Regions from separate parts of the Mus musculus genome. Here all the other regions are linked to region 7. Evidence: chromatin loops called from intact Hi-C (ENCODE). Cell type or tissue: left cerebral cortex. All regions are shown on one strand.

Region 1 (4,000 bases), 140 kb after region 7:
CAGTTTGGGAAGATGAATTCTGAGAGTGGAAGAGGGATGGGGGGTGGGGGGCGAGCTGGCATCATAATGAGCATGTGCTTAATTCTCTCAAGCTGTGCAGCTCCAGATGATGAAAAAAAAGTTTTATCTGTTGGTCACAAAAAGGAAGTTAGAGGAGAAGGGAGAGGGAAGGGGGGAAGGACAGGAGGGGAAAGAAGAGGAAGAAAGAGAATGAAGAAGAAAAGGAGGAGAAGAGAGGAGAGAAGAGGGAGAAGAGGATAAAGGTGGGGGATACAGAGAGGAAGGAAAAGGAAGAGGAGGAGGAAGGAGAGAAAGGAGAGAGGAAGAGGAGGAGGAGGAGGAAGAGATGGGGGATGGGAGAAGCGGAGGGTGTCTCCCCACTGGTTCCTGGCAGTGGGCTTTCCCACAAAGGCCCAAATCCAAGCCCCCCAGCCCCTCCTGGCTGTCCCTGGCTTATGGGCAGAGGTCCTCGTCTTAACATGCAAGTCACCACATTCCAAGCATAGCTCTACATATTCACAAATGTCCACTACCACTTCAGCCCCATGGCAGAGCCAGGGGCTCTGAGAAGCCCCACACACATCTCCCATCACCTTAAAAACAAACAAACAAACAAACAAACAAACAAAACAGCTCCCAAGAACAAGGAAGGCTACAGTGCACCCACTGTGTGCAGACAGCTGTTCAGGGGGACACAGACTCATTCCACCACAGGAAATGCCATCAACAAGTCTCAGATACGACAGGCAGACAGCCACAATTCGGACTCCGTAGGGACAGGTCCCAATTCTTTCCTGCACAACCCCTTCCAGAACAATCTTCAAGCATTTTGAAATGTTTTTGAACTTTCATGATTCGGACAACGTGATCGAATGCATCGAGAGCCATTGCTATCCCAGGGAGGAGCTGGTCCTAGAGTGGTGAGGTCTGTCTTCCCACAGTACTTCCTCCCCAGGAGGATGGGTGGTCCTTCAAGTACCTGAAGGTTCTCCTTCCCCAGGCTCACTCCTGGGGAACACTTGTGTCACAGCGTTCCCAAGCAATTCAGTACTTCAGATGCTGTCGCTAGGAGCTCTCACGCTGTCTGTTCTGCAAACGACAGCAGCCCTACCTTCCAAAAAACACAACCCACAGAAGAAGTAAGACTGAAAAGCTGAACAGGCCAGGTGGAGGGTGCCCGTCAGCAAGACTAGAACTCAGGAGATGGATGTGAGGGTAGGGCTAGCCTGGGGTACATGAAGAGGCTGTCTGGAACATACAACCCGCCTTGGGTAAACTGTGCTTTACTATTGAATGCTTTAGTTCAGAACAAAGGACAGCTGAGGCCTCTACATGGGGAAGAGCCAGGCCACAGCAGTTCTGAGGACACTCTAGTGTGTCCCCTCCATCCTGTTCTTTCTACTCTTGAGTGGGTGCGCGCATACAGAGACCCAGCCGCTGCATCAGCGCATAACTGGATGGGAAGGGTCCTGCCTGCTCTCATTTTCCTTCATTTTTCTATATTAGGGGCAAGATGATCTATTTTTAGTGTGTAGCTGGTGTAAGTCAGGGGTTGCTATAGCAACGGCAAGTGGCTACAAACCCAGTGCCGCTCCGGTTCCCAGTCACAGAGAAATCCTGACAGAAATGCAGCCCTGGAGGATGGAGCGGCCCTGTTCTTGGGGGTTCCTGGCTCCTGTCCTCATGGCGTGCAGTGCCATGGGCAGGCTGAGGCTGAGTGTGCTAGGAAGCAGAGACTATACAAACTAGGAACCGTGAGAAGAGCTGACTGGGAATGGGTGCCAAGCTCAATCACAGGTGAGGAGAGAGTCCTACATTTGTGCAGCTCTTAGACAATAGGCAGAGGCAGGCTGGCATGCACTGCCTGGGCCCAGGGTAGCAGGCAGGGGATTGGAATGGGCTGTCAGTGTTGGTTTGTTGAGTCAGGGTCTCCTGTAGGCTCAAACTCACTCTGTAGCCAAGGATACCTTGAAGTCTTGATCTCGCTATTTTGTCTCTCGAGTGCTGGGATTACAGGCATGAGCAATCATAATTATATAGTGCTGGGAATGGAATCCAAGTCTTTGTGCACACTTTTTATCTACCTACTGATCTACATCCCCACCCTAGGCTGCCTACCTTTTAAGGCTGCCTCTGTGTGCACCTACCACCAGGGGCCCCAGACTGAGCCCAGCAGATGAGAAGGAACCTGGAGACTGAGCGTGCCATCCTCAAAGGCTGGGTGTATGATCTGTGTCCTATGTAGACTGTGGCCTGCCGAGCTCCCTGAGACAACGCTGCACTCAAAGTGTAAAAAAAAAAAAAAAAAAGAAGCCAGGACAATTAATGTCTAGGTTTACAGGCAGTGGGAAATGTGTTTTAAAATGTAGTTTTCTAATGACTCGGGGTAGTGAGGTCAGGGGATGAGCTTCCTCTGGAAAGACAGTGTATTACAGTCCCCCAGAGGAGGGGGTGTGTCACAGCCATGGGGGGGGGAGCGGCATGACAAGGAATGCCAGGCTGCTCAGGAGGCAGAGGAGAAAGGAGAGATCAGGCAGAAGCTTGGCTCTTGTTTCCAGGGAGAAGAAAGGTAACGCAGGTGGGGCAGACAAAGACTGGCTTCTGTGGATGTTTCCATGGGCCTCAGGGGTCTCGGGGACTGGCTCTATCCCCAGCATCACAAAAACTAAACAAAAGATCTAAAATGACCCTCAGTATTAGCAGCAACACCCATCGCTCCCCTGTTGTCTTTACCTTTCTTTAACTTCCAAGAGTTTTCGTCCCCACGGCACAGGGAGGCTCCTTCCTAGAAAGCCCATTGGAGGGGAGTGGACCCTGCTTCAGGGAGGGAGACTGCAGAGGAAGGGGTCTGAGGCCCCCAAGGCTAGATTCCTCAGGCCCTCACACAGCCCAGGCTGTGGGTAGCTCCCCAGGATGAAGCTGCTTCTCTTTCTCTAAATGTCACCATCTGTCCTGTCCTGAAAAATCAAGGTCAGGGCTGCCTCTTGCTGGTGGAATATTTTCATGTCCTCCTCCACCAAGCTTTCAGCCACAGAGCATCCTGTCTGAGTGTGAGAGATGAGGGTGCAGGGTCATTTTCTCCCATCTTAGGGTTGCTTTCTCCACTGCTAGTCTACATTCTAAAGAACTCCTACTGCCCTGTTCCTCTGCTCTCTCTCTCTGTCTCTCTGTCTCTCTCTCTCTGTCTCTCTGTCTCTCTCCCTCCCTCTTCCTCTCTCCCTCTCTCTCTCTCCCTCCCTCTCCCTCCCTCCCTCTCCTTCTCTCCCTCTCTCCCCCTCCCTCTCCCTCCTTCCTTCTCTCTCTCTCTCTCTCTCTCTCTCTCTCTCTCTCTCTCTCTCGCTCTCTCACTCTCTCGTGGTTTGAATAGGAATGGTCCCCATAGGCTCACATATTTGAATGCTTGTTCATCATGGAATGGCAGTCCCTAGAAGGATTAGGAGGTGTGGCCTTATCGGGAAAGTATGGCCTTTCTGAAGGAAGTATGTCATTTGGGGGTGGGCTTTGAGATTTCAGAAGCCCAAGCTAGGCCCAAGAGTTCTCTCTCCCTGTTGCCTGTGAATCCAGACTTAGAAGTCTTAGCTACTTCTCCAGCATCATGTCTGCCTGTGTACCGCCATGCTCCCTGACATGATAATGGGTTAAATTTCTGAAACTGTAAGCAAGACCCAATTCAACACTTTTTTTTTGGTAAGAGTTTCCTTGGTCAAAGTGTCTTTTCATAGCAACAGATACTAAGACACCATCTGTCTGTCCACCCACCCAGCCCCCAATCTGTGGTGGTTTGAATAAAATGGCCCCCATTGGCTCATATATTTGAATGCCTGGTTCTTAGTTGGTAGAATTGTTTGGGAATAATTAGGAGGTGTGTAAGCCAGTCCCCATTAAATACTTTATTTTACAACTGCCTTGGTCATGATGTCTCTTCACAACAAAGGAAAATAAATGAAAACACCATATATCATCTATCTTCTATCTCCATGCAGCTGTCTGTCTGTCTGTC
Region 2 (4,000 bases), 240 kb after region 7:
TGAGTGTAAGGAGGGCAGGCACACTGCTGGGTGAGTGTAAGGAGGGCAGGCACACTGCTGGGTGAGTGTAAGGAGGGCAGGCACATTGCTGGGTGAGTGTAAGGAGGGCAGGCACACTGCTGGGTGAGTGTAAGGAGGGCAGGCACACTGCTGGGTGAGTGTAAGGAGGGCAGGCACACTGCTGGGTGAGTGTAAGGAGGGCAGGCACATTGCTGGGTGAGTGTAAGGAGGGCAGGCACATTGCTGGGTGAGTGTAAGGAGGGCAGGCACACTGCTGGGTGAGTGTAAGGAGGGCAGGCACACTGCTGGGTGAGTGTAAGGAGGGCAGGCACATTGCTGGGTGAGTGTAAGGGGGGCAGGCACATTGCTGGGTGAGTGTAAGGAGGGCAGGCACATTGCTGGGTGAGTGTAAGGAGGGCAGGCACACTGCTGGGTGAGTGTAAGGAGGGCAGGCACACTGCTGGGTGAGTGTAAGGAGGGCAGGCACACTGCTGGGTGAGTGTAAGGAGGGCAGGCACACTGCTGGGTGAGTGTAAGGGGGGCAGGCACACTGCTGGGTGAGTGTAAGGAGGGCAGGCACACTGCTGGGTGAGTGTAAGGGGGGCAGGCACACTGCTGGGTGAGTGTAAGGAGGGCAGGCACACTGCTGGGTGAGTGTAAGGAGGGCACACTGCTGCGTGAGTGTATCAGGAGCCTGGAGAAAGGAAGTGACATCATCAGAGTTCAGCAGGCTTCAGGAGGAGCCGGCAGATGACAGCTTCAGAGGAATGCTTTGCACAGCTCAGCTGTTTAACGTGGCTCTAGCAGGGCCACACGGTGGCTGGGCCACACACTTGGTTAACCCTGTAAGCCTCTCATTCTCTGTTTAGTCACCTGTTGGACGTGGTCCACTTTAACCTGCTAGCGTCCACTGCTCTTCATTGCTCAGCAGACGGTGCCTCACACCAGGGCCTCTCACCCCAGCTCTGGCTCTTCTATCAGACCGCACTGCTTCCTTCCAGTGTCCACAGTAGAACCTAAGCCTCTTGCTTCGTAGGTGAGGAAGCTGGGACCTCCATGCTAGGCTTCCCCACCCCCACCTCCGCAAGAGACCCTTGGATGACTAGCCAAGAACTCAAAGACAAACCCTAACCCACTCTTGTTCTGCATGGCCAATGTCACTGTCCCTGTTAGCTCCTATCTAACAGAGAGCAAAGCTGACCCTTAACTGGGCTTAAAACCGTCAAGTATTTAAATTTTGTATTTAGAGTCTGAGTCATACTATAGCATGCATGTATATCTTTTTATATGGCCTCCCTACAAATACATGCATAAATACACATGTGCACACATGCGCATGTGAATACAAATATTTGTACATATACACATATGACCCTCCAATCCCTCGAAACACATTATATTTTAGGGCTTGAGGAAATGAATTTATCAAGGTCTCTGACCCCATCATGGCTGCATGTGTCTCTTTGCTGAAGGCTCCCTGAGCATCTCTGGGCAACCCTTCTGCTGTGTCATAAGCACGTGGAGACAGATTCTCGGTGCCTAGAGACAAGAGCTACGTAACAACCCTGCCAAAAAGCCAGGCAATGGGAATCTAGCTACCAAGGAACACGGACTAACAGTCAGAGTCTGAGGAGTACCAGGCATCCTGAAGACCACGTATAGCCAGGGCCCTGGGGCCCTCTGACGGTGCCTCAGTTACAGAGCCAAATAAGGACAATTCAGGACTTCCGGCCCCAAGGTCAGAACTCAGGGTACGGACAGCCTAGAATCAGGATGCCCAGCTCACGGGCCATACTGGGGATTCTCATGGCACTGCCTAAGGGCAATGGGCAGCAAGAGCAGTCTCAAGCCAGGGTCATGCTCAAGGTCACAGCAAGAGAAGACTAACAGAGGACGGGGACAGCCTCACATGATTGTAGGTGCTACTGTTCATATATGCGCGGGGGACACTGGTCTAGTGGCCCCCACTCACCACCCACGTGGGTCCATACAGCCTGAGTAAGCAGATGGCTCAGCCCCCAGCACCAGCACGCTCTCACGCAGAGTCGCAGGAGGCAGACAGTTGCATGCGACTGCACCATAAGGAAAAAGTGGGTGGGCAGGACAGGGAGGGAAGCTTGTAGGCAGAAACCAGCATGATGGGAACAGACCCAGAACCACGCCCACATCTCCACCGTATGGATCCCATGGAGATGGCCTGTTTGCTTGCTTAAATAGAAGTTACCTTGTGCCAGTGACAGTTACTACCATCATCTCCACTACCAAAAGAATGCTCCAATACGGAAAGATGACAATGCCCAAGGGAAGAAAATCGTCAGGGATGGGAGAAAACACAACAACAACAACAACACACACACACAGGCCCTCTGCTCTTGCCAGATTTGGAACACACGTGACTCTTGGTGTATCTCCAGTAAATGAAGAAAGATTATTTATATTTTATTTATATTTTTTTGAAGCCTGGTCTCATGTAGCTTAGGCTGGCCTTGAACTCACTATGTAGCTGAGAATAACTTAGACGTTCCAATCCTCCTGCCTCCACCTCGCACTCGCTGAGCTGACAGGCACACACTACCAGGTCAGTTTCTGCAGTTCTGGGGACAACTTTGTGCATGCCAGCTAGGTAGGCAACAACTCAGCTGTCGTGCAAGAAAGATGATTTTCTTTCTGAAGTCCTAATTTGTTCTCCTTTGCTTCTGGCTCCCCTCTCTGTATGGCGCCATTTCCTTAGTTCAGAGAAACCAGGAGCCTATCAAGAGTCACCCAGCTAGTGATGGGCAGCAGGAGAGAGGTTGGATCCACAAAGCCTCTATCCCTAATCAACCCAAGGCCTATAATCCCAAGGAAGCCAGAGCAGGTATGCCAGGCACATCCATTCAAGCACAACATTTCTTGTGGGATTGGCAGCGCCTGAGAAGATATTTTTGCCTTCTTTATCTCCCCCAAGTAGGATGTAGAGAGAAGCAAGAAGAAATATCACTGGGGGTGGGGGGTGGGGAGGGAGACCAACATAGATTTAAGAGGCAACCCACTGGGTTCAAACTTCAGCCCGGCCCTCACCAGCTGTGTCCCTTGGGCAATGACTCATCCCTTCCGAGCCTCCATTTCCATGATTATAGAATTGGGCAACAAGCAGAATCAGGTCAGGCTGTGATTGGCTAAGTGACAGAACACTTGAAAGAGGCTGGCATGATGCCAAGTGCCGAATGGTGTCCAGCAAAGACTAGTGTGGAAGTCTCTTTCAAAGATGACCCTGGCCCAAGATGCAGTCCTGCTGAGCACACCACAGTGTCCCAGGGTTGGCTGCCGCAACTACACTAAGCCCTAGAACTGGGTCAGAAGGCAGGTTTTTCCACCTGGTGAAATTTGGCTCTTAGGAGACGAAGTAAAGGGAGGACAGGGGCAGTGGTGGAGAGACAACAGAGAAAGAAAGAAGACAGCAAAGGGGAAGGTAGGTGGTAGCAAAGGCTCTGATGGATTGTAGCCCCAAGGCTTAGTACAGAAGGATGCATTCCCAGGGCTCCCACAGCAAACTGAGACAGCAAACAGCAACACCGGAGGGGAAACACTCTAAGCCCCATACCTATTCACAGGGAGCCAAGGATGGATCACTCCCATAAAACATGCCCACTGAAGATCTGAGTGTTCTTAGGGAGCAGGAGATACAAATACCCTTGAGCAAGGGGCCTTTCTTAGCAGAGCATGTAGTGAACAAACGCAGTCCATGTGGAAGATGACAGGATAGATCAGAGCTGGAAAATGTCATTGTTTTTCACTGGGTGACATTCAGGACCTTCCTTTCTGCTGGCTCCCAACTGCCAGAGTGCTGAGACTTACAGAGTTCCAAGAAAATGAGGAACAAGGCCAGTGCAGAGGCTCGCCTGGCTCCAGGCTGCAGACCCAGCAACAGTTGGGAGGGCTTATGGGGGTGTGGGTTGAGGATATTCATAAATCAGCCTGTAAAAATTGCTGGCGATAAACACCTTGCTCCCTCCGTGCA
Region 3 (4,000 bases), 61 kb before region 7:
CAGACTCCCGTAGCCCCCTGCAGAGAGGTGTGTGTGGCCATCAGTCATGGAGGCAATGTCCAAGTTCCTGGTATTCGGTCTGGACTCCATCCCCACAGTTACCTGGCAACAGCTAGGATGGCCCAGCCCACTATAAAAGGGGCTGCTTGCCCCCTCCTCTCTCTCTTATCTCTTGTTCTTACTCTCACCTCTTCCCTCCTTCTCCCCCTCTCCCCCCCCCCACGTGTCCATGGCTACCCTCTGCTTCTCTACTCTCTCCTTTTCGCTGCCTTTCTACAATAAATGCCTTAAAACCATGGACTGCCTCTTCCCATCAGGATCGGCTCTGCTGGAGCAATGGAGCGGGTTTCCCTCTACCGATCCAAGTGTCTAACCTCCCACCAGGAAGCCTTGCTGTGCTCCAGCCACGCCGGCCGCCAGCAGCCAAACCAAGTCGCCCGCAGAGCTAGCCGCCTGAGCTAGTCAGACTCTCTCCTCCCCACAGTAACCTGCCAGAGCTCTCCTTCCTGCCCCCTTTCCTTCAAGCCCCCGGCCACTTCTGCCCGAGGGTTCCCACTTTGTTCTCAGCTCTTCCTCGACATACAGTGGCGTCAGTGCCCAGCGGTCTGTAGTGCCCGAGAGTTGGAGCCCAGCTCTGGCAGTTCGGCGGGGACCCCAGACTATGCCCTTTCCCACCCCTGGAGCAGGATCCCACCGCTTCCCACAGTCCAACGCCCGCTGGGCAGTTCTGTGGGGTTGCACGCAGTCAAATGCCCCATGTCCGCCCCACCCAGTGGCCCTAACCCTGAGCAGACGTGGGACCCCCTTTTTTTTTTTGCCCCACAGGCACCCACTGTTGTAATATTTGTGTGAATATGTTCTGCTCTTCCTTGCCTCCCCCTGGTCGCTGCTACAGGACAGCCCCCCTGGAACTATTCATAATTTTCCTGTGTTCACAGTTTGCTTTTCCTACAATTCAGATAGGAAGGCTGCTGTAGCTAAGTTACCTTTCAGACTGGGTTTTGTTTTTTGCTTTTTTTCCCTGAGACAGGATCTCACCTATCCTAGATTGGCATCAAACAAGCTATAAAGCAGAACTCCTGATCCTCCTGCCTCTACCACCAGAGTGCTGGGATTACAGGTCTGGGCCAGCACACCAGACCAGACTGGCTTCTTTCACTAAGCAACAAGCTTTAAGGTTATCATGTGGGGCTGGAGAGATGGCTCAGTGGTTAAGAGCACAGACTATTCCCAGCACCCACAGCAGGCAGCTCACAACTGCCTGCAACTTCAGCTCCAGGTGATGGGATACCCCTCTGACCTCTGCCCATAAGTAATAATTAAGATTTGAAAAATAAAATGGCATAAAAGAGATTATAGTGTCTTTTGGCCAAGTGGTGCATTTCTTTTTAGCATTGAATAACCTTCCATTATCTGCCTAGGACATTGCTTCTTGGTGCAGTTTCTGCTGCCGTAATGCAAAGCCTGAATGTGGATAGTTTATAAAGAGCAGAGATTTGTGTCCTGGAGTCCGAGGCTCCTAGAAGGCTCAGGTCAGGAGGGCAGCCTGGGTCTAGGTGTCTTGGGGCAGAAGCCTGCAACCCAGCAGTGCAAGTAGCAACCAGGTGGTGTTTTCTTTGAGTTAACTGAGGTCGGACAGGAATGAAGAGCACCTAACACAAGGTTGCTCAGCGTGGGCCCAGGGCCCTGCGGTCTGGGGATCTACCCTGCGATCCTGAGAGCCCCACCTGGGCATTTCCACCCAGAGCCATCGGGGAGGGCATGCACGAACGAATGAACAAAAATGGGCTGGCACTCGTAAGCCTGCCACCAGGATCGGGCTCTAGAAGGCCAGCCTGTTTGAGCTAGCTGGGAGAGGTGTCTAGCTATGATCACCCATGTGTCCCCCAGTTCCTGCTCTGCCCTACTCTAGCGTAGGGACATGAGCTTGAGTGTTTCTCCCAAGTCAGGGATCAGACATCTGCAGAAAGGGACCTGTCAGGGGAGGGAAGTCAGAACCGCGATTTTGGAGGACAGGGTTTATGAAATGACGGATGCTGAAGCCTGCCCCCTTATGGTCATATCAGTAACTACATCCTAGGGAAATTATTATTTGTTTGTTTTCGAGACAGGGTTTCTCTGTGTAGCCCTGGCTGTCCTGGAACTCACCTCGTAGACCAGGCTGGCCTCGAATTCAGAAATCCGCCTGCCTCTGCCTCCCGAGTTCTGGGATTAAAGGCGTGCGCCACCACCACCCAGCTCCTAAGGAAATTATTAAGCACCATTGTGGGAGGCTACCAAAGTCTGTCTGTCTTATAGACTGTCTGTCCCTCATTTCCTCCATACCTCCTTTCTCTCTTTCTTTTTGAGACAGGGTCTCACCACGTAGCACTGGGTGGCCTGGAACTCCTTATATAGAATAGGCCTGGTCGGCCTAAACAGTGGTTCTCAACCGTCCTAATGTTGCCAGCCTTTATTTAATACTCATGCTGTGTTGACCCCAATCATACATTTTTTTGTTTCTACTTCATAACTACAGTTTTGCTACAGTTATAAGTTATAATGCAAATATCTGTTTTTTGATAGTCTTAGGCCACCCCTTGAAACAATCGGTTGATCCCCACAAGGGTAAGAACCACTGGCTGTGCGTTTGCGGCAGGGGTCCTTGGGGATCCCTTCTTATTTCTGTGTCTCTAAGGAATACATTTAGACATCTTGGGCTTTAATTTGCACTTCAGGCACAGATTCTGAAGTCAGCCTGAGAGTCCTTGTCAGATGAAGTGTAAACAGATGCAGCAGAGAGAACTGAAGAGGCAAGATCTAAAAGAAGGGCTTGAATGGATAAAGCCTGTGTCCTCACCAGCACCAGGCTGGGGTGCTGAGAGCTATTATTAGCCATTGAGGCAGAGGCGGGAGTTCTGCATTTAAATCCTCCCTCCCCCACTGGCTTGCTGTGTGACCAAAGGCAAGCAGCTCTGCGATGAGTTCTCCACACCCGTAAGGTGGGGCTAACAATCCACTCCTCCCAGGATCGTTGAGCAAATCAGTGAGTGAGTGTACCTTAAGTCCTGGTTGATGCCCAGCCACAGAGAACACCGTAGGAGCCTGAGGTGGTGGCACATGCCTTTAGTGCAGCTCGTGGGAGGCAGAGGCTCCAGGTTCACAGAAAGACTCCGTCTCAAAAAATAAGAACAATGAAGGAAGACATTTGATGTTAACTGCTGGTCCTTACACAAAAACACACAGGTAAACAGGGATGCATGCATGTTCATGTGAGATCACGCACACACACACACACACACACACACACACGTGTGCGCACACACTTTACTCAATATGCTGGGCAACTTTCACTGGCTTCCACACCAAAACTGAAACTGCACTATTCAACATGAAGTTCCCATTAACCCTTCCTGCAGTTCCCCACCCCACACTTTTATTTATTTATTTTTTGTTTGTTTGTTTTTTGTTTTTTTGAGACAGGGTCTCTCTGTACAGCCCTGGCTGTCCTGGAACTCACTTTGTAGACCAGGCTGGCCTCAAACTCAGAAATCTACCTGCTTCTGCCTCCCAAGTGCTGGGATTAAAGGCATGCGCCACCACTGCCCAGCCACACTTTTATTTTTATTTTGCTTTTTGAGACAGTTTCTCTGTGTAACAGTTCTGACTGTCTTGAAACTTAATCTGTAGAATTTGTAGTGTAAGCTGGCCAGAGATCTGCCTGCCTCTGCCTTCTGAGTGCTGGGATTAAAGGCATGAGCCACCATATCTGGCCTCTTTCTTTCTTTCTTTCTTCTTTTTAAGTATTTTATTCATTTATTTTATGTATATTAGTACACTGTAGCTCTACAGAGGGTTGTGAGCCTTTATGTGGCTGTTGGGAATTGAATTTAGGACCAAAGATTTATTTATTATTATAAATAAGTACAGTGTTGCTGTCTTCAGACACACCAGAAGAGGGCATCAGATCTCATTATGGGTGGTTGTGAGCCACCATGTGGTTGCTGGGATTTGAACTCAG
Region 4 (4,000 bases), 170 kb after region 7:
CAAAAGACCCAGGAGCCACTTGATGGGGCTCCTGCTGGACCAGTCTCAGACAACGTGGACATCAGAATATGACAATGGAACATTCTAACTCAGTAACTAAAACACAAATCTCATAAACACATATGTCCACATACACAAGCATACATGTGCACATATGTACATATATATACACATAGGCATATATTCATGCATGAACATGCATACACATATACAGATACACATTTGTACATACATGGGTACCACATATACACATAAAACACACACATATATCCATGCATGCACAGACGTAAATATAAGCACACACACATATTTTCACATGCATATGCACACAGATACACACACATGCATGCATATATACTCATATATGCACACAGGAAAGATGATAGATCTTTTTCTGAAAAAGACTCCCTTTCCAACCAGCTAATGCAGAATTAGTGATGAATTAGAATATCACTCTTTAGCCATGATTCAGGCAAGATTTGTTGATTGCTGCTAAAAGTGGCAGGTGAAAGCTGGGGAGAGTGAGGCTTTTTACACAATATTTTAAGCACCCATCCCAGAATGCTGATCACAAAGGGAAACGAACCCTTTATTAAAGCAGAGAGAAAGCTCACTGTGCAGACAGTCCTCAGTGTCACATCAGGGCTCCTATCACCAGGAAGGTGCTGGAACAGCCCCTGCTGTGGGGCCCTAGCACAAGCAAGCAGCCTATGGCTTGCCTGCCAACAGCTAGCCCTGCATCTGCTCATGAGGAAGTGCTGAGCACACCCAGGGTAAGGGGCAGCCACACAATAGCTGGCCTGTGCCCTGGACGCAAGAGCTGAGGTAATGGAAGATGAGGCATGCAGAGGGGCTGCGTGAAGCTGAGGGACAGAAGAGACAGGGCCACAGACTGGGTCATGTCTGGGGTGCTTCCAAAAAGGATGTCATTAAGACAACTTGCTGAATGCAAACAGAGCCTGAAGTGGAGCTAATCACTCTTTGTTGACATTCGTTTCCTGAACTTGATAGTTACTGTGGCGGATCCACCTTCTTTTCACAAAGCCAGCAGGGGTTAGGCAGGGTTTGCAACCTGTGGCTTCTGACTGGTTTGGGGTCATAGATCAGATATCCTGCATACCAGATATTTACATTACGATTCATAACAGTAGCACAATGACATCTATGAAGTAGCAACAAAAATAATTTTATGGCTGGAGGTCACCACAGCATGAGGGACTGTATTAAAGGGTCACAGCATTACGGAGGTGGAGAACCTCTGAGTTAGGGGATGTTGAATCTGTAATTTACTCTCAGTCACTGGGACGAGCACTGCGCGAGCAGAGGTGGGGTGGCAGGAGACAGACAGATAGATGGACAGATGTCAGAGCTAAGCAAACTTGGAGAGATGTTAGCATTGTGAATTGAGTGAAGAGCACAAAAGAACACTTTAGATTGTTTAACAGTGAGTGTGCATGCAGTGTGTGTGTGTGTCCATGTGTGTTTTCGTGTGGGGGTACATGTGCACACATGTGCACATGAGGAAACCAGAAGTGGATGTCAGGGGTCTTCCTCTACCATTCTCCGCCCCATTATTATTAGTTTTTGAGAGCTTGAAGTTGTCAGAATGGAATATTACTTAACAAAAGGAATTGATAGAGGCTAGGGCACAGCTCATGAGTGTCTAACATGTATGAAGCCCGGCCTCAACCCCCAGCACCGTGTACAGCACCATCAAAGTCCAGTACTCGGGTGATGGAGGTGGAAGGGTCAGAAGTTCAAGGCCATCCTCAGCTATGAAGTGAGTTGGAGGGTTACAAAAACAACCTTGCCTCAAAAATGGGAGGGTGGGCTGAGGTGAGGGCAAACATGTCATGCATACTGGCAGTAGCTGTTACTGGAAGCTGGAGTGTCCCTCAGGAAGGCTGTGTAGGGACTGGGAGAGTCTCATGATTCATTCCCAACACCCACACAACCCTGTCTGGGCTGGCAGGGACAGAAGTTCCTTCTCAGGACAGGTGCATGGTGGCCACCAGAGGGCGCCCTCCTAGAACTGCATTAGGTGCCAGACCACATAGCTGTGCCATTCGATGGCTGCACTTTTCAGGAAACCCAGATGCCACACATACTTGCCTTTTCTTTGTGGACAGGCTGGATGAGTCACGTTTTTCAGAAGGCTGCAGACCTGCCAGCTGCCGGGATCTGGAAAGCTCCAGCCGTAGCCAGTGAGCACAGGGCCCAGTGAGGCCGGCAGGCCAAGGCTGGGTGAGCTGTGGCCTCCGAGGAGGGAGCTGTGCCTGGGGAACGGGCCAGCCAGGGTAAATCTTGTAGTGTTGGGCATTGAGCAAATCCATGCTAAGTTGAATCCTGGCATCTGAAGACACGCTCAGGTTGTTGGTCCAAGCCCCTGTGAACAGCGCATGCACGTTTCCTGTGTGCATGTCCCGTGTGCCCACCTGCAGACCTGCCTTTTCCCAGGTGGCACATACAGCCTCCTCCCCTCATTCATTCAATTTCTAGCTGTGTTTAAGCCCTGCCTCAGTTTGTCTTACTGTCCCTTCTTCCTGAGTGCACACTGGCATTGGGCCATTGGGTCTAATACTTGACGAAGCAAGGAAGCAACCCTTGTGGCTGCTGGAGGGTCCTTCTAGGAGCATTCCACAGGGGCTGCAGGAGGAGAGGCGGCCTGGCTCCCAGTTAGCTGTGCCTGTTCACGGCTCGCTGGTTTCTTGGAGAAGCACCGCATTCCTCCCAAAGACTTCTCCATCAAGGGAAGACGTGTGCCAGGGTGCCCTCCTGTCACCCTGTCACAAGCTTCCTCTTTACAGGTTCTTCCTCTGGCGATACTTCACAGAGGCTAGTGATCCCCACTCTCTGTCTCTCCAGTGTCTGAACCCATGCCCAGGCCCCATGGAGTCCTCTGAAAGCTAACAGCAAAAATGCACCATCAGAGACCCACAGTGATGACCCAGGTACACACCAAACACATGCTATGGAAGGAAGCATGCCAGGGCTCCTGTCAGGGAAAGGTGTACAAGTGTCCATTACCAATGTGCTGCTGCTACTGGACTGTAGGGCGAGGCTCCTGTCTCTCAAGTGTCAGGAGGAACCCAATGGATCTGTCACCAAGGCCCAGTGACATGGCCCCACAGCCACTTAATGTCCTCTATACTATGTGTGTTCTCTCACCTACTCCTTGCTCTTCCATTTCCCAGGGGTCACGGATCCTGCTGAGAGATGCCCCGCCTTCTCGGTGGGGCTGGTGGGGCTGTAGCGGTCAGGCCTTGGGAAATGTCCGGCTTGGGTACAGTTCCTATGGCTGCCATTCCTTTTGAGCAGCCATTGTTCAGGTTCCATCCTCCACTGGGCACCTTTGGCTGGTCTACATTGTCTTCCTTCCTTCCTTCCTTCCTTCCTTCCTTCCTTCCTTCCTTCTTCCCTTCCTTCCTCTCTCTCTCTCTCTCTCTCTCTCTCTCTCTCTTTCTTTCTTTCTTTCTTTCTTTCTTAACTCTCCCACGCAGGGAGGTAGGCAGGGCTTTGTTTCTAATCTCTAGGACTCTCAGGCTCCCGTGGTTCCATCTCCACTCTTTACCCTCACAGCCACAGAACCACGTGACTGTAACCATCTAAGTCTGGACTAAGCCCATCTGTTTTCAGCGCACACAAGTTCCACTTCCCTGCAGGACCCTGAGAGGCAGGGGATGAGAGAGGTGTCTTCAGGAGAAGGTGCTGGAGCTGGTGCAGAGCTGTGAGTCTAGACCCTGGGGCTAGAGGAGCGAACTTACTCCAGTTTATAAAGCCTTAGCCCGTTGGTTCCTGCTCTGTGGCCCTTTGGTCCACATAGGCTGCCCCACTGCCCCGAGTTTGTTCTGCAGGGCAAGCCGGGGCAGGGCCCCCTCAGTCCCGGGAAAGCCCTTGGCGTGTAAATTGTAGACTTGCAGACTCCAAACTGAAGCCTTGAAAACTGGGGTGTACTCCTCCCCTGCACTGCACGAAACCTTCAGCGTTTTATGGGAAAACA
Region 5 (4,000 bases), 90 kb before region 7:
TGCTTAGGGGGGGGGGGGGGCTTGAGTCACCACAGCTGGCTTGCGCTTTCACATATGTAGGGTGCGTGTAACAGATAGGTTTGCATTATTTCACAAAGAACAGGACTTTTGGTTTTCTCCCAAGCTCAAGTCAAATATCCTAATATATGCAAATGTGTTTCAGTGTAGGGGCAATGGGTCTGAATCCTGCTTGCTATGTCATACCAAGCAAGTTACTTAGCTGTCTTAGTCTAACCATCTCATTTGTCCAGGGGTGATAAGAAGCACGGGTGTCTCTGTATAGATCAAGTAAAACTGCATGAATTATATCTACTGAAGAGCCTGGTATAAAGTCAGCGCTCAATAAACACCCATAGTAATGCTATTCACAGTAAGCAAAAGAGTGTGAGACCCTTAGCCAGGGCCAGCTGGATTCTGCCCTCCTCTGATGTGTTAGGGGCTGGAGTGGATGGTTATGGAGGAGAAGGAAGGACAGACAGGGCCCTGTCTTCCTCCAGGAAGGCCTTACTCACTCATGGAAGCAAGCTGGCTGCAACTCTCCCACAAAGGGGTCTGCTCCTGTTCCTGAGCAACACGCAGGGTTGACTCGAAACAGACTCCCTTCCCAAGGGGTCCTTGGCCTAAGCCTCAAGGGGATGGAGGGTCCCTTGGGAGCTGTCAGTTTTCTGAGCTTTAGTGGCTTCTGGTGGAATGCAGTAGAGTCAGCAAGCCCTGGGGACTCATATGGCAGAGGATACGCCTGTGCTCTCTACCCAGAGGCTGCTTAACGTAGCTCTACCTAGAACAATCCTCTACTGTCCTGGGGTGACCCAGGGCCCTGAGTCATTCATCTTTGCCCTCTGCCTAGCCCCTGGTGACAGCATCACCTGTGTGAACGCAGTGATTTTTAATGATATTCTTTTTCTCATTTCCTTCGGTGTAGGGAGGTAGAGGAGGAAATGAGGCAGGAGAGGTGGGAGACACTGGTCAGGGAGGACCAGGGTCTACAGGCAGGGGCAGGGAAATAACCTGAGCCGCCATCTTATCTGGACAACCCCCCTCAAGGAGCCTTTCCTCTCTCAATGGGGAACAACGTTGGCATTCGAGGATGTGGACCCCTTTATCAGAAACCCCACTGCAGGGGTCTCCTCCGGTCTTCCATTCCCGGAAACGTGTTCTCCAGATTTACGCCCAGCCCCAAGGCGGACCGAATGTCTTGGAAAAGATCTGATGACAGGGAAGCTCTATAGAGTTGCTCCGGGAGCCGCGCAAAGGCGGAGGCTGAGTGATATCCTGCAGGGACAGTCGTTGTCTAGTGCCTCAGGACCCTGATAGCTTCTTCCAGGTCTCCATTCCCCGGATTCCAGGGGCATGACTCCGCCCTTCTCTATCACCTGGCCTCTCCCTCCCAAATCAGCCAGGACTCTTCCTCTTAGCCAGCCCCTCCCTTCCCCTGGCCTTCCTCTCCCCCACCCCCAGCTCCCCCACGCCTCTTTCCTCCTGCCCCGCCCCTCTTCTTCTCGCCCCCACCGCTTCCCAGCAAGCAAGCTTCCTCTTCTCCCCCACCCCGCCCTTCACCTTCACCCCCTTTCCCATCCCCATTTTTCATCCTCCTCCCACCCCCACCCCCGCCACCTCGCCCCTCCTCTCGGGCGTGGCCCCCTAGCAGGAGAAAACAGCCTGCCTGCGTCCTGCTCGCGGGCGCCCTCGTGTGGCCTTGGGCCCCGAGGCGGCTGCTGCTCTGGCTAGGCTTTGGCGGGGGAGGGAGTTAGTTGGCTTCCTTGCTCCAGCAGGCTTCCTTCCCCCTGCCGGGTTGGGGCCCGCCAGCCGGTGAGAGGCCTAGAAAGCACTCCGAGGCCCGCCAGCACTCCGCTTTCTGGATATTTATTGCCTCCGTGGGTCGCACGTACGCAGTTGGGACTAGAAGAAGTTGAGCACCCGGCGGAGCGACTGCACGCGTGCGCTGTGGGCCCCCCAGTCGGAGAAGCAGCGGTAGTCTCCTCTCTCCAACACGTACATGCGGCCGCGGTAGTTTGGCTCCTCATAGAGGACCCACCTGAAGGGCAGAGGAAGGGCGAGTCACCCGGAGGGAACCACACGAGGACGCTTCCCCGGCCCCGGCCCCGCCCCCGCCCCTCGGTCCTAGCTCCTCACTACCTTGATTGACGATATCTGATTCGGGCTTGGTGCTGGGGTTCGACAAGATGGGGACTGCCCAGTAATTGACCATCCCATGACAAAAGCGAGAGCGACTGGGGATGCACTATGCCCAGTCACCCACCAAAGGGCCATTTTTGCACAGAGTACCCAGCTCTTGACAGGACGCCTGACACAAACTGGGGACCGTTCCCACTGTGTATCCACTCAGCCAACAGCCGTGGCGGTGCCTGTGCTCTAGTACAAGTGGGCTGTGCTGCCTGCGTTGTACAGAGGATCTGGAGCTGGCAGGACAGGAGGTCTGACAAGAGCGCCCTTGTGTTGGGGGATTTGGGGGGAAGGTGTGTACCAGGCCCCTGTCCTTTACAACCCAGTGGACCAGGGAATCAGGAAGATTAACTGGGAAGATCGGATGGGTGGTCTCTTCCTGGGAACAGGCATAAGGAAAAGGTTCTTAATAAGTATAGAGGTGTAAATGTGGGACCCAGGGAGAGTCGTCGTGTGGACGCTCTCACTTGGGGCTCAGGTTTGGAGGCTGGCCTAAGGGAGCTAGGAAGTCGGGGAGGAGGAGCCGCCAGGCCTGCCTGCACCAGAGGGCTGTCTCTGTCTTTACCTCGGGCTCTCCCCTCCCCCTCTTTCACTAGAGTAGAAAACAGCTTTTCTCTGGGGCAGGACTCCCTCGGGCGTGCTCGGGTGCTCACGGCCTCTTGAGGAGATGGCTGAGATCCAGGTTGTAGTATTACTCTGACCTCTCTTCTCGGGGAACCTCCCTCCCGCGATGTGCCTAGGCAGTTCCTACTCAGTCCCAAACTTCTCAAATTCCCTCCCAGGGAGTGTCCTTGCCTTTCTGCTTGCAGACAGCTCAGCCGAGAGAGAGGGGGAGGGGGAGGGGGAGAGGGAGAAACTAAAGGTCACATAGCTCACTTCCTTTTCCTTAGCCCTTAGCTCTTCCACTCCAAGTCATCGTAGGCCCCTCCCTTCATCATCTTGACCCCTCAACTGGTAAATGGTACAATCTGACAGTAGGGTCAGGGATTGGAAACTAAGGGGTGTGTGTGTGGGGGGGTGTCATGCTAGGGACGAGCAGATCACTTCCTTACAACCACAGCCTTCCACCACATAGCTAGAGTCTCCAAGAGAGTGAGCCAGTCTCTATTCTGTACTGCCCTGAGCCATCTTGGAGCTCTTGTGGACATTCTGAAAGGAAAAGGGACCTGGCTGGTGTGACAGCTAATCCTGCGCATCCTTGCTCACCTAGCTGCAACTCTTAGAGGAAAGCAACAGAGAAGGGGTCTCTGGGGAGGCGGCTCAGCAGATAAGAGCACTGGCTGCTTGTCCAGAGCCAGGTTTGCTTCTCAGCACCCACACTGCAGCTCTCAACTGTCTGTAACTCCAGGTCCAGGAAATTTAATGCCTGCTTCTGACCCCACCGGGCATGCATGTGATGCACAGACATGCATGCAAGTAAGACAAATGTATGGAAATAAAAATCATTTTTAAAATTTAGAGGGGGGGGCGCTCAGTCTGTTGGAGTGTTGGGGGATGTCCCTGCTTTTCCTGACATGCCTCCTAGGACACAGGTATGAGGGACCGTTCACTCCTGAGCTGACATGGAACCCACAAGGAACAACACTCTTGGCACAGGGAGGTGGTTGAGGAGCCCTGCTTTACTGCTGGCCGGATCCCAGAAAGGGCACCAGGGACCCAGGGCATCACCGTTTTCGAAGCTACTTCTGCACAAGACTTATATCACATAAGAGTTAAGGTTATCAAAGATAAGAACACTCTGGATCCATCATCTTGGCCTCAACCTCCTGGCCACTGAGACTGGCTCCTCCCTGGAAAGTGGAGATTATATTCTCTT
Region 6 (4,000 bases), 67 kb after region 7:
CAGATGAATGAACAACTTAAAGTTCCAGGGGAACAAAGCGCTGTTCTGGATGATTCCGCCAGCACCACTCCCTCTTCCAGTTCAGCTTCACAGTAAATGTTTAATATTCTGCCTTCTTAGAACTCTAGAAACATTTGACAGGGTTATTTGTGAGGTTCAGCTTAAAAGTAATGCCAGTAACACAGATAAAAATAGTTGGGTGAAAGGGGGCGCTCCTTTTCAACATTTTTTATTTTTAACATGCTTGCTCTCACACTGCACGTTCGCAGGCTATCCAGGGGTGAAGAGTGGGCACACAGCGAACTTTGAGAAATGCACATAATATGAATCTCAAGGAAAGAGAAAAGCCACGAAATCTATACTAAGCGGAATCCCCATGTTAAGATTCACCAATAAAAGCCTTTTAGAGTCTGGATTTTGGCTAATGGCACTTAATGAAAGTCACATTTACAAAGCACTGACTACGGGTTCTCACTGAACGCCACGGTGCAGGTGATCTCACGGAACCCTCAAAGCAGAGAACTCACGCCACTTGTCTGGGGGCCTGCCAGCCAAGTAAGAGATGGCTGCGGATGTGAGTCTGGGTTCTCCCACATAAAGCTCCACTCTGGGAGGTCTCACTTCAGTCTCTACAGGTTTAGACATCCCATAACACAAACCGGGCAGCCCGAAGCCACTACCTGCTGTGCAATATAGGAACACCGAGGGACTAGGAGGTGCATCCAAATGAAGACACAGACTTATCTTTTGACAGGACAAACCACAAACAAAGCTCAGGAAAATTCTGAAGTGCACCATTTGTTAATAAGGAAGACATTTCTATAGATGCGTTATCTTTAGGCCAACACATCTGAAGTGCTACAGCGAAGCTACAACAGGCCTAATGCTATCAGGGTAGCACTCCCCAGCTGGCTGAGCATGCTTACTTAAGTAATTGCCTGAACATCAATGAACAGGGGTATTAAAGTAAAGTTGGCACAAGGGACAGCACCCACACAGCGCATTCTTTGTTCCAGGCCCTTCATTTTTTTTGTCAGTACTCTTGGAAAAAGGAACAGCTTCCAAATAAATCATGGAAGTACAGGAGGCTGCATAAGGCCTTTTATCGTCTTCAAATGGTCATGCATCTATATAAAGTTCGTTTTCGACTTCCCCGTTTAAATGTTAGCAGCCTCAAAATAAGATCCGGGCTATTTACCTGTAAGCAGATATTATTTAAAAATAGGGCAGGAGAGGAGACAGAATGGTCAAGTGTGAGGGGGTCGCTTGGTCTCAAACCAGTTCAGTGAGCCACTTCGGGTTTGCCGATTTAACTTTACCCATTTGAGGGGGAGGAGGGAAGGGAGACACACCCTACTGGAGGTATTTCCACAAATACAGATAAGGGAACCGGTTTGTTATTTGAAGGCATGGGCTGTCCATATGATTCCAGGGTATCCTCGGGGCGCGCGGTGACATGCACAATTAGGGCTGCATGACACCTGACTCTCGCTCGAGTTCGGGTGCGGAGGACAAAAGGGCCGTCCCTTGGAGCGCGCGGGCGGCCGCTCCCGGGATCGGGACTGCGTCCCCCAGAACCCGGCTGCGTCCCTTGGAGCAGAGCTGCATTTCCCGGAGCCAGACTGCTTCCCTGAGAACCGGACTGCATCCCCGGAGCGAGGCTGTGTCCCCGGGAACCAGGCTCCATCCCCAGAACCAGGCTGCAACCCCAGAACAGGGCTGCATCCCCAGGAACCCGGCTGCTTCCCCGAGGCCGGGTGCTTTCCTCAGAGCGGGACTGCGTCCCCGGGAACCGGGCTGCATCCCGGGAGCCCGGTGTTTCCCCGGAGTGGGCTGCAGTCCCGATGCCCGCCGCCGGCAGCGCAGGGCGCGGGTCGCGCACTCACCTTCCTCCTGGAACTCCAGCTTCTCCAGCATGCCGGCTTCCGCGGGTCCCGGGGCCGCCGCCAGCACCGCCTGAGGGGGAGGAGGAGGAGGACACCGATCAGCATGGGCCGCGGCGCTCGGGCTTCTCGCATCGGGAGGAGGGGCCTGCAGTGGCGGGGGGCGCGCGCGGCGGCGGCGGGAGCGCGCGGCAGGCCAGGGTGGAGCGCGTCCCCGCCCAGGCCGGGCAGCCGCAGGTGGGCCGCGATGGCACGCTCTGCTCCCCCCTGCGCCTTTGGTACGGCCCGCGAGCAAGCAAGCGTGGGAAGGGGGAGCGGCGGCCCCAGTGCTTCGCCGTCCGCGTGCGCCAGCGGACACGCGCGTCCTCGCGCAGGTGTGGGTCCATGGGCACCCTCGGCGGGTGCGCGCCTCCCTCTTGGGGCCCCGCACCGGCGGCGAACCGCTCCCTTAAAAGGAGAGGCCGCCTTCGGGGCCGCGCTTCGCCCGCGCTTTCGTGCACTCGCCACTCCCCCCCCCCCCCCCCCCCCGCGGCGGATCTCTTAACTGGCTTCCTCCGTTCTCAGCTAGCTCTTTCCTCACCGCCGCAGCTTGCTGCCAGAAGTTCACACAATTTAAATCTGGCCCCGGGCACGCCCGTCACCCTGGACTTGGGTATCTGAGACTTCCCTATCACCAACTCCGGTTGGCAGGCCGCAAGGCTGGCAGCCGTCTGCTGCCGGGAAGGGCCCGGAGGCTGCCTGCCGATGGCCAGCACCTGCCTGGCTACCGGCCTGGGAGGGAACTTGTCAATTTTACAAGCCCAGAAGCAGGAAGTAGAAACCTCTTTAGTAGCCTTAGCTGCTGGGTCAATTCCTAAATCTAAAGTGTCCAAAAAAGTTTTGTTAAGATGTTTTGTGATAAAAAAAAATGCAGTTTGTCATGCTTTGTAGTGAAAAAAAAAAAAAAACCTGAACAGTTCTAAGTTTAGGAGCACAGTTTCAGAGCTCTGTCTTACCCAACCAAGAGCCAGGGATAAAAGGCAGATTGGAAAAGAGGGTTTGAGGTTGGGGGAAGAATGTGGGTGGGGGATGAGGGAGGAGTAGGAGGAGGGGAGGGTGGAGTATGGTCAAAGTACATTGTATGTTGGGGGGTGGTTCAGTGGTTAGGAGCACTTGCTGCACCCACATGGCATCACACAGCTGTCTGGAACTCCAGTTCCAGGGATCTGATGCCCCCTCTGGCTTTCACAGGTACTGCGTGCAGATGGTATACATATATACATACAGGCAAACACATAAAATACAAAAATTCTTTAAAAAACATATTGTATGCATGTATAAAGTTCTCAAAGAAGAATAAATTAAAATATTAAAACACTACTTGGGAAGAAAGAAACGAAACCATCCAAATTGTAGGCTATTCATGTATAAAATCCCAAAGATTGGAAACAAACAAAACTCCTACAATCAGGAAGATCAGCAAGATCATAGGATCAAGACACTGCATCTGATATAATAAAAACAAATGTGTGGAAGCTGGTATCAAAATGCTGTTTACCATCTCGGCAAGGAAAGGTAATATATTAAACACAGGAAGCTACATAAAGAGTTTATATCTAAAAACTGCACAGTTCGTGAGGTGGATGCAGAGGTAATCAAGGGGGAGGGGTGCCCCACATTCAGGGGTTGGAAGATCTAGCATAATGTCAGTTAGCCACCAAGGTCATCGCTGGGTTTCTTTCAATTCCTGTCAAAATCCCAGGAATTCTGTTTCGTAGACACAGATAAGCTGATTTTAAAGCGCACACTGGAAGGCGCAAGCTTTGAAATATCTAGACTGAAGTGGGAGGGGTCCCAGTTCATACTGTTAAAGCCTGCAGTGAGGACTGGAGAGAGGGCTCAGTGGCTGAGGACCCAGCACTCTCCTGCACCCACATCCCTGGAGTTTATCTGCCTGCAACCCCAGGCTCGGGGCCTTCTGGCCTCTGCGGCTCAAATCCATAGAGAGAGACATAATACACACAAATTACCAAACAATAAAAGCAGGCTGGGTGTGGTGGAGCATGCCTTTCATCCCAGCACTGGGGAGGCAGGAGCAGGCGGATCTTTGTGAGTACAAGAACAGTCTGGTCTACAGA
Region 7 (4,000 bases):
GAGACAGGGTTTCTCTGTGTAGCCCTGGCTGTCCTCGAACTCAGAAATCCACTTGCCTCTGCCTCCCAAGTGCTGGGATTAAAGGTGTGCACCACCATGCCCGGCTGACTCATCTACTCTTGCTGAACTGCCACTCACCAAACCACAACCATTTCATTTTATAAACTTCCACATCCCTGTGATCTCGTCCCTCTTAGCAATACAAGGAATACACACAACAAATAAGCTTTTGGAAAGATGATCTAATGACAAACTAGATTACCAACACTCTGGAAGATATTCCAGAGAGACTACCAGACGCAAGACAGTTTACTTTTTTGACAGTTTTGACTGGAGGAGTCCTCACTAAGGACTCAGCTGTAGTAACAACAACGCACCATGAGGAAACTGCTACATATGGCCACCACCAAAATTAACAAAAAGGACCTCCATAAAAGCCAGACTGAATTACAGGTGACATGTCCATAAAACTTCCCTACTGCAAGTATCAGGAAAATACTGCAGAAGGAAATTTTACTGACTTGAAAGCCTAATAATGAAAAAAAAAATTACATTTCAGTTTTTGCTGAAGGCAAACTTAAAAGTCTGTGGCATCATCAAGTAACAATGCCCAGCAGTCTAGTCAGAACAGAAAACAGCATTTACGCAAGAAAACAGTAAAAAAGGACATGGCTGCCAATCCCCACCACACCACATCTAGAAACAGTGAAATTTCTATAGTCTGCCACCACACACATCTCTAAGTTCTAATAAGTGGTCAATTCCCAGAAGAGTGGCTAGTACATGCTGAAAAGACCAACTACTCCTCTACAAAGAATCCAGAAACTAGAAAATATGTCCTTCATATGAAAGCAAACTAAAGTTAAATGCAACATTAGCAATAATGTAGTATCTTACTTTAGGCATTACACTTGAAAACAAGTATAGAGAATACAGGCTGCAACACACCAAGGGCATTGCATACAGGTCTACAATCCTGTGTTCCTCCCCGGGCTAGCACTACACTTACAACCAGCAGCCCAGAGTGAATGTTTGTGAGAAGGATAGGAGTAGCCAGACACATCTATCCTGGCTCTAGTGGGGCTTTCCCAGGAAAACCAGTCTAGGCTATACAGTGAGTCGAGGACTACCCGGGTTACATAAGACCTTGCCTAAAAAAATCAGGATGGTTTTCTATTGACAGAAGTTCTTAGCAAAGGAGACATAACACTACACTTATTTAAACCCATTGCCATTTCAAAAATTACAATAAAATCCAGACTGGTAGAATATTCTCTTGCATTGAAAACAGGTAACCCTGATACTTGTGACTTATTTATGCCTTGCATTCAAGATTACTATCTTCAATTAGTTATCTGATTAGAGGGTACTCAATCAACAGCCAAGTTACATCATGGTCTCATTCTCCAAATTTGGAGGGAATTCAGAAAACAGTATGGTGACTCAGACAACCAACACTGGTTACATCAGGAGTTCTATCTTGGTGTGAATGGATTCACCGTAATTTTGTGCCTGTTAACTCTAGGGTTGCAATTGTTAAAGCAGTCACCTACTCTTTCCTACTATGAACACCTCAGCACTGCACTATGCACGTGTCACCTTTCCACTCTAGGCACTCCCATCTGTCACACTGTCTCCGATCTTCCATTCCCTTCCTAAGGAGTTTCTCCAGTTCTTGAGGAGAGAAGGTGAAAAGTAAGCAGGCCCTGACTGATCTTGGTCAAAGAGCACAGAGCCGGGCACCAGCAGTGGAAAGCAGGGTGAGAACGCAGAATGAACCGCCTAGCAGGAGCCCATCCAGTGGGGAAGGTGTTCTACTGCCAGACTCTCCACTCCTCAGTGGTCCCTGTCAAACGCACATTTTCTGGAGACAGTTACATCTTTCAAACAGCACTAAAGATGAACGTGACAGTCCCCTGTTCCGGTCGGTCAAAAACAATAAAGCCTCACCCTGCAGCGTGGTTAAGTTCAAATGTCCTGTATCACACGATGGACTGAATACTACTGTCTGGACACCGCGTTCCCTCCCCACCCCACCCAGGACCACCTCTATTCGGCAAAAAGGTGATTACTAGGAACAACTTTAAATGTATGTCAATCGCTTGGTGGTGGTGTTAGGAAAACAAACGGGCTTTTGAATTACTTTAACAGCCTGGTTCCAAGTGCCTGGCCTTGTTTCTCCTCAAAGGGGAAAAGAAAAATAGGACACATTAGAGACGTCTTTCTCCTCTTCCCTGTGCTGGCTGCCAGATGCTACCTAGCTGGCCTGTGAGGGGTCCAGTCTAGGTTTCTTGGAGGCGGAAAACTTGGTAGCCAAACGTCTTGAAGTTTCCCTGTTTTCTTTAAAAGGCTTAACTTCTTTGCAGATGGAAAGGTCACAAGGAGAGGTTTCCTTTGTTGAAATGCCCGGGGCTTGTGGGATTGGGGAAACGGGTGGGGACAGACCGTGCTTAGAGAAGGCGGGACAGATGCGGGGATCCGACTAGGCTGCTCCGGGCCGCAAGACTCCCGGGCAGTGGCCCGCGGCTCCTACGCCGAGGGAAGGACGCGGCCGCCTCGGCCTGCCGCCCCGCCACCTGTCCGCCGCGCCTGGGGACAGGGGAAGGCGCCGCCGCCTCCACTCAAAATGGAGGTTATGAAACGCGCGCCGCCCGCCCGCCCGCCACATGGCCGCGCCGCCACAAACTTCGCAGGCGCGTCCGCGTCCTGGGGCTCAGCCCCGACATCGCCCGGGCCGCCACTCACCCACAGACCGGTAGCCCAGGATGGCGATCTTCCGGGACTTGGACTGAGGCATCTTGGTGGCCTGCTCAGCCCCGACCCAACCACATTAACCGCGGCGGCGGCGGCTCCTCCGGCTCAGACTATCGGCGGCGGCTGCGCCGGGAGAACGCGGCATACAGAGCACGGCGGCGGGCGCGGCTGCCTCTCGCTCGCTCGCTCGCTCGCTCCTTCTCTAGCTCGCTCAACCGCCCGGAACCGAACGCGCGGGCCCTCCCCCAACAACACACCCACGTGACCGCGCGCGGCCCCGTCTGCGCCGCCTCCCGCCGCCGCCTCCCAGCCCGGAACGCGCGGGGGAGCGTCGGGGAAACGTTTTACTTTAAAGGGAAAAAGCGGAGACGCCCCAAAGCCCCCGGAAAAGTCACGACCGAAACTCGCTGCGTCATGACCCTCCCACCTACTTCCGCCGCTTTTTAATTACGACAATCCTGCCCGAGCTCTGACTGGACGGCTCCCAGACTGCCGCGCGATGACGCAATGGAAACTCCGTCTTCTATTGGGGATTGGAAGGGTGGAGCCAAGGAGAGGTGCCGCTCAGCGGGGAGCTAAAAATAAATTCTGTCTGCTTTTGCTCGGCGGGGCGCCTGCGTGGTCCAAAAGCGTGGCCCTACCGGCGGGTGGGCGGGCGGGCAGGCAACTCCTCAGTGATTGGCTAATGTGGGTGCGGGGGCGGAACCAGAGGCGTGAAGCACGGTGATTGGTGAAGTGCTGAGCCGTTGGCCGACTTGCGCCTGCCGGCCCTTAAAAGGAGCGAGGCGCGTGGCCCTAGCTGACGGACTGTAGGTTGGCTGACACCTCGCTTCGCACTTGTCTATACTTCAAATTACCGTCCTGCTATGTTAGCTTTAGTCTGGGCTTAACGTGGGTGGTGACTAAGCTTTATTCGTGGCTGAGGAACTGTGGGAAGAATGAAATCTGTGCAGCTCGCAAATGTCAGAAATTCCATTAAAAGCAGCGCGAGCTGACCAGTCCTGGTGCCGACTCGGGCAACACGCCGGGTGGCACGCACCTCGCACAGACAGGCGCGCGCGTGGGAGTCCTGCAGCCAGATCAGTGCGTCTTTTCATACTGAACACTCGAGAGGTTATTTCTGGAGAAACGTGAAAGTCAGCCATTGTCAAAAACGCCGAGGAAAAGGAGGAGGCTTAGCTGTCTGGTGTGGGCGGGCCATGCCTGAAAAGGGAAGGCTGTCATATTTTCTACAACAGTCGTACAG

Evidence for each region. Peaks named below come from ENCODE experiments on the same cell type or tissue, not always from the same donor. Only the 100,000 strongest peaks of a DNase experiment are listed, where the experiment ranks them.
Region 1: it touches region 7 in a loop (2.3-fold over the local background); 2 of 42 quality-filtered maps call a loop at or near these places.
Region 2: a loop joins it to region 7, with 15 times the contacts of the local background. A loop is called at or near these places in 2 of 42 quality-filtered maps.
Region 3: a loop joins it to region 7, with 5 times the contacts of the local background. A loop is called at or near these places in 3 of 42 quality-filtered maps.
Region 4: a loop joins it to region 7, with 3 times the contacts of the local background. A loop is called at or near these places in 2 of 42 quality-filtered maps.
Region 5: a loop joins it to region 7, with 8 times the contacts of the local background. A loop is called at or near these places in 3 of 42 quality-filtered maps.
Region 6: it touches region 7 in a loop (8-fold over the local background); 9 of 42 quality-filtered maps call a loop at or near these places.

Annotation. Positions count from the first base shown.
Region 1 is chr5:24,984,240-24,988,239 of GRCm38, forward strand. The region is part of intron 3 of Prkag2 (protein kinase, AMP-activated, gamma 2 non-catalytic subunit); the gene reads right to left. It overlaps 1500035N22Rik (RIKEN cDNA 1500035N22 gene), which reads left to right and starts at 1,603. Exons shown (of 2, transcript NR_166410.1): 1 at 1,603-1,797. In left cerebral cortex, a CTCF peak has its summit at 2,166; DNase peaks (open chromatin) are centred at 1,148, 1,585, 2,068, 2,571 and 2 more places; H3K4me3 peaks cover 1,240 bases; H3K27ac peaks cover 3,283 bases.
Region 2 is chr5:25,083,266-25,087,265 of GRCm38, forward strand. The region is part of intron 1 of Prkag2 (protein kinase, AMP-activated, gamma 2 non-catalytic subunit); the gene reads right to left. Among named protein-coding and RNA genes, the nearest start is that of Gm42232, 15 kb to the right of the region's middle. In left cerebral cortex, no CTCF peak of the experiment used is centred here; DNase peaks (open chromatin) are centred at 2,120, 3,123 and 3,991; H3K27ac peaks cover 3,135 bases.
Region 3 is chr5:24,778,350-24,782,349 of GRCm38, forward strand. The region is part of intron 1 of Gm33591 (a long non-coding RNA gene); the gene reads left to right. Among named protein-coding and RNA genes, the nearest start is that of Crygn, 23 kb to the left of the region's middle. In left cerebral cortex, a CTCF peak has its summit at 2,055 (motif pointing left); DNase peaks (open chromatin) are centred at 2,026 and 2,876.
Region 4 is chr5:25,004,957-25,008,956 of GRCm38, forward strand. All of the region lies in intron 3 of Prkag2 (protein kinase, AMP-activated, gamma 2 non-catalytic subunit), which reads right to left. Among named protein-coding and RNA genes, the nearest start is that of 1500035N22Rik, 21 kb to the left of the region's middle. In left cerebral cortex, a CTCF peak has its summit at 2,017 (motif pointing right); DNase peaks (open chromatin) are centred at 2,032, 3,617 and 3,936.
Region 5 is chr5:24,749,155-24,753,154 of GRCm38, forward strand. Crygn (crystallin, gamma N) reads right to left here. Exons shown (of 4, transcript NM_153076.3): 4 at 1,848-2,035. The coding sequence ends at 1,900. Among named protein-coding and RNA genes, the nearest start is that of Gm33591, 5.9 kb to the right of the region's middle. In left cerebral cortex, a CTCF peak has its summit at 1,690 (motif pointing left); DNase peaks (open chromatin) are centred at 1,313, 1,772, 2,311 and 2,736; H3K4me3 peaks cover 1,819 bases; H3K27ac peaks cover 2,251 bases.
Region 6 is chr5:24,906,437-24,910,436 of GRCm38, forward strand. It overlaps Prkag2 (protein kinase, AMP-activated, gamma 2 non-catalytic subunit), which reads right to left. Exons shown (of 16, transcript NM_145401.2): 5 at 1,887-1,956. Prkag2os1 (protein kinase, AMP-activated, gamma 2 non-catalytic subunit, opposite strand 1) reads left to right here. Exons shown (of 7, transcript NR_040684.1): 6 at 4-92; 7 at 270-413. Among named protein-coding and RNA genes, the nearest start is that of Prkag2os1, 5.9 kb to the left of the region's middle. In left cerebral cortex, CTCF peaks have their summits at 1,870 and 3,123; DNase peaks (open chromatin) are centred at 192, 837, 1,592, 2,191 and 1 more place; H3K4me3 peaks cover 2,730 bases; H3K27ac peaks cover 2,036 bases.
Region 7 is chr5:24,839,440-24,843,439 of GRCm38, forward strand. Rheb (Ras homolog enriched in brain) reads right to left here and starts at 2,922. Exons shown (of 8, transcript NM_053075.3): 1 at 2,746-2,922. The coding sequence starts at 2,797. In left cerebral cortex, no CTCF peak of the experiment used is centred here; DNase peaks (open chromatin) are centred at 1,678, 2,650 and 3,425; H3K4me3 peaks cover 3,448 bases; H3K27ac peaks cover 2,120 bases.